Linked DNA regions of Mus musculus: region 1 is linked to region 2. Evidence: chromatin loops called from intact Hi-C (ENCODE). Cell type or tissue: left cerebral cortex. All regions are shown on one strand. Links, peaks and the distances in the headings refer to the core of each region. The heading gives the core; the rest is flanking DNA. Region 1 has its middle 110 kb from the start of Gm41259. Region 2 has its middle 58 kb from the start of Gm23139.

The links. Peaks named below come from ENCODE experiments on the same cell type or tissue, not always from the same donor. Only the 100,000 strongest peaks of a DNase experiment are listed, where the experiment ranks them.
Region 1: it touches region 2 in a loop (4-fold over the local background); 6 of 42 quality-filtered maps call a loop at or near these places.

The regions. Positions count from the first base shown.
Region 1 is chr15:5,928,821-5,931,742 of GRCm38, reverse strand. No RefSeq gene overlaps it. Among named protein-coding and RNA genes, the nearest start is that of Gm41259, 110 kb to the left of the region's middle. In left cerebral cortex, for the core only: no CTCF peak of the experiment used is centred there; a DNase peak (open chromatin) is centred at 1,490.
Region 2 is chr15:6,207,816-6,210,737 of GRCm38, reverse strand. No RefSeq gene overlaps it. Among named protein-coding and RNA genes, the nearest start is that of Gm23139, 58 kb to the right of the region's middle. In left cerebral cortex, for the core only: a CTCF peak has its summit at 1,239 (motif pointing right); a DNase peak (open chromatin) is centred at 1,237.

The DNA of each region.
Region 1 (2,922 bases), core at 94-2,593, 280 kb after region 2:
AGTTACAAACTCAGATTTCAAATTTGATATGATTATAATAATTTCACATTGTCACAATGATATCAGAATATAAAAGAATGTAGTTAGAAATAAATTGGCATCTGCTATAATTCAATTGAATAAAGCAATTTATGTTAATGGATACTGAGAAAAATGTAAGAAATATGAAATATGACATAACATTAAAACATAGACACAAAAATCTATTTTGATAAGACCTTAAAAATCAGTTGGTACATTTGATTTATTATGCCCATGAGTGGAAATTAAACACTTTAAAGTTGATAATGAGACAAAATTCATAATTCTATTAAATAAAGGCAAATGGTTTAATTTATACTTAAAAACTATGTTATACGACTAAGATGCTGAACCCTGAGTGCCCTGCTACTCCACTGTATTTTACAGTTTCTTTGGTGTCTGATTCTCATCCTCCTCGTTCAGGGTTATTATAAGATTTAACGGTATTTATGGCTCCATTGGGCATGTGAGTATGAGTGGAGATGTTTGTAGAAGTTTCTAGGTATCTTATCTACCATAATTTTCATTCAAAGACTCTGAACACTTTATAAGAGAATAACATCTTTACGACACAAAAAATGATCCACTTTCAGAGGAACACTCAAAGACCCAAGAGATTTATGGCTTTCATTTGTATCTCAGCTTAGTATCCCTCATTTTTCCTGATCAAACCTACAATTGGCATAGAAAACTTGCTTAAATTAACAATAAGTTTGGAACTTTTATAACCAAGTGCTATGTTTCGTCTTTTGTTCAGTTTTCCACCTAGTTTCAGGGGATGGTCCATGAGGCAATAACTAGCTAGACTCCACTTTGGACACTTTGCTTTACTTCTTAAATAAGATATCTGAGTCTTTTATGTTGACTTTTCCAGCAGATATAGTATTTAAGAGTAGCTACGACATTCTGATACTCTTGCTTTTTATTGTTGACTGATATTGTCCACCATGAAAGATACAACAGAGAACTTTACTCCAATTCTTGTGAATGGAGTAAACATAGCATTCCAGACATACACACACACACACACACACACACACACACACACATGATGCATTGAATCTGTCTCATACTGTGTCATCAATACAACTCTGCTCAGAGCATAGATAGGATTTCATTGTTAGAGGAAATGTAACTTGGAACATCCCACTATTTCCATTTTTGCTGTTCTGAACCACATAAGAGACTCCCCCAAACATGACAAACCCCAAACTTAGTTTGGTACACTTCTTAGAGTTTACACATCTGCATCTCTTCTCAACATGAACCCACTGTATAATCCACCCTACAATAGATAAACTATTACAGTTTTATCTATAACCACATAAAACTCAAGAGTACAGATAGTATCAACCATACTGTGAGGACCTCTAGGTACAGATATAGCTATGCACTGCGAAGATTCTCCTATGATTCTACCATTTCATGTAGGTGGATGCAAAGCCAGAAAGCTGGCTGCTCAGAGCCAAGCCCTAAGAAAATAACTTACATCTATTTTTTCCCGAAGCTAACAAAGCTCTGGCACTGGATGTAACTATCACTCACTTTGATCTAACAACCAGTCAGGCATCAGTCTAGCCCTTAGAAAGTGTGGCACAGTAGTCTGGCTCACATGCCCATGTTCCTTTCCTCCTTTCTAAGTCTATGGGTTGTCCTTCTCAATTTATCCTTTGAAAGTCACTCTATAAATATAATGTTCTCAGTAACAAAAGTCTGTTTTATTCTCTTTTAATAGTTTTGCTGAATTTCTCATTTGAATTGCTTTTTTTCCTGATTTTATTGAATCAGTTATCTGTATTATCATATCTTGCTGGGTTTCTTTGTAATAGTTATTTTAAATTCCTTTTCCTTACCTCACAGGTAGCCAGGATGCCCTGTGTAGCTGAGAGTAATCTAATAACACATCAGTAAATGCTGTGTCTTCTAGAAACGACATGTGCAGCCAGAGAGTCGGCAGTGTCTCCACAGGTCTGACATTGCCTTGACATCTAGTAAGACTGTGATCCTGACCACATCAAAGATTGTCCTATAGACAGCAACCCACAACACTTGCAGGTACCACCTGTTATAACCTGAAACCTTATCCTATACGAAAGCACACCACATTAGTGAATTCATAAACCCTTGTAACCTCAGACACCAATGCTGGCAAGATCATAGGAAAAGAAACTACACAGAGGCAACACTACTGAGTCCCAAATAGAAGTTAATATACCATTATCTTAGCATGTGCCTAAAGGTTAGAAGAACCTACCCAGTGGTGGGGTTGGGTGCATGGAATTGAACTTCTACCCTAGATACAGAAATATCAACTGCAGGCTGCAAAGAACACCAAAAAAGGAAGCAAACCTCACTGATATCCCTGAAAGAGCATAACTTTTCATTAACTAGAGAAAGGAGACTTGTGAAATACTGAAAAGGAGTGGTATGTAGAAACAGGTTTTGGCTATGACTCAGAATTTCAAGCAGCAAAAGTAAAAGTCAAGACAGAGAACAAATTGAAAGGTTTGTGCAGGGTCCAGAGAGATGGCCCAGTTCTTAAGGGCACAGACTACTCTGCCAGAGAACCTGAGTCTACTAGTGCCCATATCAAGTAGCTCACATGTTTGACCACTGGAGATACATACACATGCACATGCATTAACCATGAACATATATTACACACACACACACACACACACACACACACACACACACACACACACACATAATTTAAAAATAAAACAATAAAGCTTTTATACCTCAAGGTATACATCAACAAAGCAAAGAGTCACTGTGAGCCTACAAATGGTATTTTATATTATTCATTTTGTAAAATATTAATATCCAAAGCATAGAAAGAACCCAAGTAACATAGGAAGGAATCATCCATTGAAAAGGGAACAAAGGATCTGAGGAAAA
Region 2 (2,922 bases), core at 273-2,772:
CGTAAAGATTTCAGCAGTGGTTAGTAAGGGCGAGGTAGCAGTGAGTATGGAGATGGTCACGGGCACAGGGTGGTGACAAAGTTCTTTATCCCGACAGTAGTTATGAAAACAGTTAAATTTTACTGTGTAAAGTAAAAAAACTCCTAAAATTGTGCTTTTTATGATCGATGAGTTTTTATTATATACACGTTACACTTCAAAAATTTTATTGACAAACTAGTTGAAAGTCATTTACTCAGTGGGACCGCCTGCAGCCTCTGCGGCCTCACTGTCACTTACTGGGATGGTTATGTAAAATTTGCAGCAACTTGCGCAGGTTAACGGAAGCCACTAATAGTTATTAAACACTGTGTCCTGTTCTGAGTGCCTTCACAGCTTTTCCTGATTGGATCTTCCCATTACTCCTGAGAAGGTGTGATAGTACCATCTCCATATGACAAAGACTGTCTCAGTTAGGGTTTCTATTGCTGTGAAACACCATGACCAAAAAGCAATTAGGGAGGAAAGGGTTTATTTGGCTTCCATTTACAGATCATAGTCCATCACTGAAGGAAGTCAGGATAGGAACTCAAACAGGGCTGGAACCTATGGCAGGAGCTGATGCAGAGTTCGTAGAGGGGTGCTGCTTACTGGCTTTCTTTACGTGGCTTGCCCAGCCTTCTTTCTTAAAGAACCCAGGACCGCTAGCCCAGAAGTGGTCCTCCCCTACAGTGGGCTGGGCCCTCCCCCCATTGACCACTAATTGAGAAAATGCCTTATAGCTGGATCTCATGGAGGCACTTCCTCACCTGAGGCTCCTTCCTCTCTGATGACTCTAGCTTGTCTTCAGTTGTCACACAAAACCAGCCAGTTCAAAGAGAAAACGGACCCCCTAAATACTCAGCAACAGTGCATAGCAGTAAATGTACAGGCAGCCTGACTCTAGAGATCAGAGAGCACTAAAGGTTGGGTGATTTCCTAAAGCTTATCTGACATTGGACAAGATGTTTTACAAACCCTAACATTGCTCAACAGATCAGCCATTGCTTTACTGAAGTTTTGTCAGTGTAACATGTCTCTTGCAATCGAAAGCCAATCAACTGCTTGTTAATTGTAACTTTGTATTGCTTTAAGTCAAAAATACGTCTTGCAGAAATCTCTAAATCTGCTATAACATCCAGCATGAAAGTCTGTGTTTAGAGTGTTCAGAATATAGGGACAGAGTTGAAGCTTTAGTTCAAGTGCAGTTTACAAACTCTTCCAGCAGATGGCAGTACAGCCATTGTTAAAAATGTTTGCTACACAGGTGACCTTAGCTGCTTTTTTCCTTCCTTCCTTCCTTCCTTCCTTCCTTCCTTCCTTCCTTCCTTCCTTCCTTCCTTCCTTCCTTCCTTCCTTCCTTCCTTCCTTCCTCCCTCCCTCCTCCCCCTCCCACCCTTTCTTCCTTTCTTTCCTTCCTGTCCTTTCTCTCTGTTTTTGTTGGTGTTCTCTGTGATGAGTCCTTTAAGGTTGCTTTAACAATTCTACTCCAGACATAACAGTTAACGATAAAGGTTAAGCCAGGTGTCAAAGTCTTTAGATCAAACCAGGACATCCATGGTTAGGTCTTGTGAAGGGTATTCTCAGTTGTATTTGACTATAACTGAAGTGAACTGCAATCTAGAAATAGAGGGTATACATGTGACCTGGATCTTGAGGCAGAAAGACAACATGGATTTTATTCAGATCTTGAATCTGGAAGACACAGGCTTTTGATCCAGATCTTGAGGTGGGATGGCGTATAACTTTAATCCAGATCTTGAGGCATACCTTAATATATATATATATATATATTCCATAGGTTCTGTGACTCTAGAGAACCCTGACTAATACAGAAATACAGATCTGGAAAAAGGGTGATGAGAATTTGATTTTGAACTTATCCAGACAAACTAATGTCTAGAGGAGGCGGCAGTTACAGAAATGACAATTGAGCAGCCAACTGCCTATCTTGGGGTTCACAAGAAATGTCAGTCAAAGAGAAAAGGGTTTTCTTGTCAGATTTGAGCAGAGGTGTTAAACTAAATGTTTGCCAGAAGGAATGGTATGAACTTAGACTGTATTTTGAGGTACCATCTTTCAATTAATTCACATAGCTATCAATAGCTGAGTCTGCTGGTCCCATTAGAAGCACAGATCAAGCAATAGATGTGCCTGGGTCTGGTGGTGCAGGGCTGAAATCACAACAAATGGGAAGACTGAGACCAGAAAATCCCAAGCTCAAGCCAGAGGTTTAAGACCAGTCTGGACTCTGTTTCAAAGTGAACATAGCATTGCATATCTATCTCAGTCAATGGTGGAGTGCTTGTGTAGCATGTTCAAGGGCTAGATCCATCTCTGCGTGGGACAGCAGAGGTGTTGCACCAAAGAGCTTTCTGTATTGACATTGGGGTCGAGAAGAGGCATGAAAGTTTTAGAAACCTTCTCTTAAATGCTAGCACTTAGGAGAGGTCTGCAAGTCTTGTGTGCTGGGAGCCGATGGGCAAGGGGGAAGGAAACAAGAGTCATAAATAATCTGAAGACATTTAGGAAATCTGTGAAAGGAAGCCATGGCCTGTGAGCAAGTGTTGCCCAGGTTGATGGAGATAGACAGGTTATCATGAGAAAGTGGCAGAGAGAATATGGAAAGGTACAGAAGTTCCTTTTTCAAGTTGGGCAGGGAGTGGGGCTTTGGATGTGGGGGAGGGGAGATGATTCTGTAGGTTGAGTAGACACAGGAATAGAGGAAATCCTGACACAGCCTAAAGACTCAGCCCATTTGTATGTGCAGTGAAGGGGCTATTTGAAATTATACTGAAGTTGGTTTTCTCTTTCCCTTAAATGACATTTAGATAATCTAATGAAACTGTATAACCTCATTTACCAGCAGCTTTGTCAATGTCAGAATAAAATTAGACATATAAT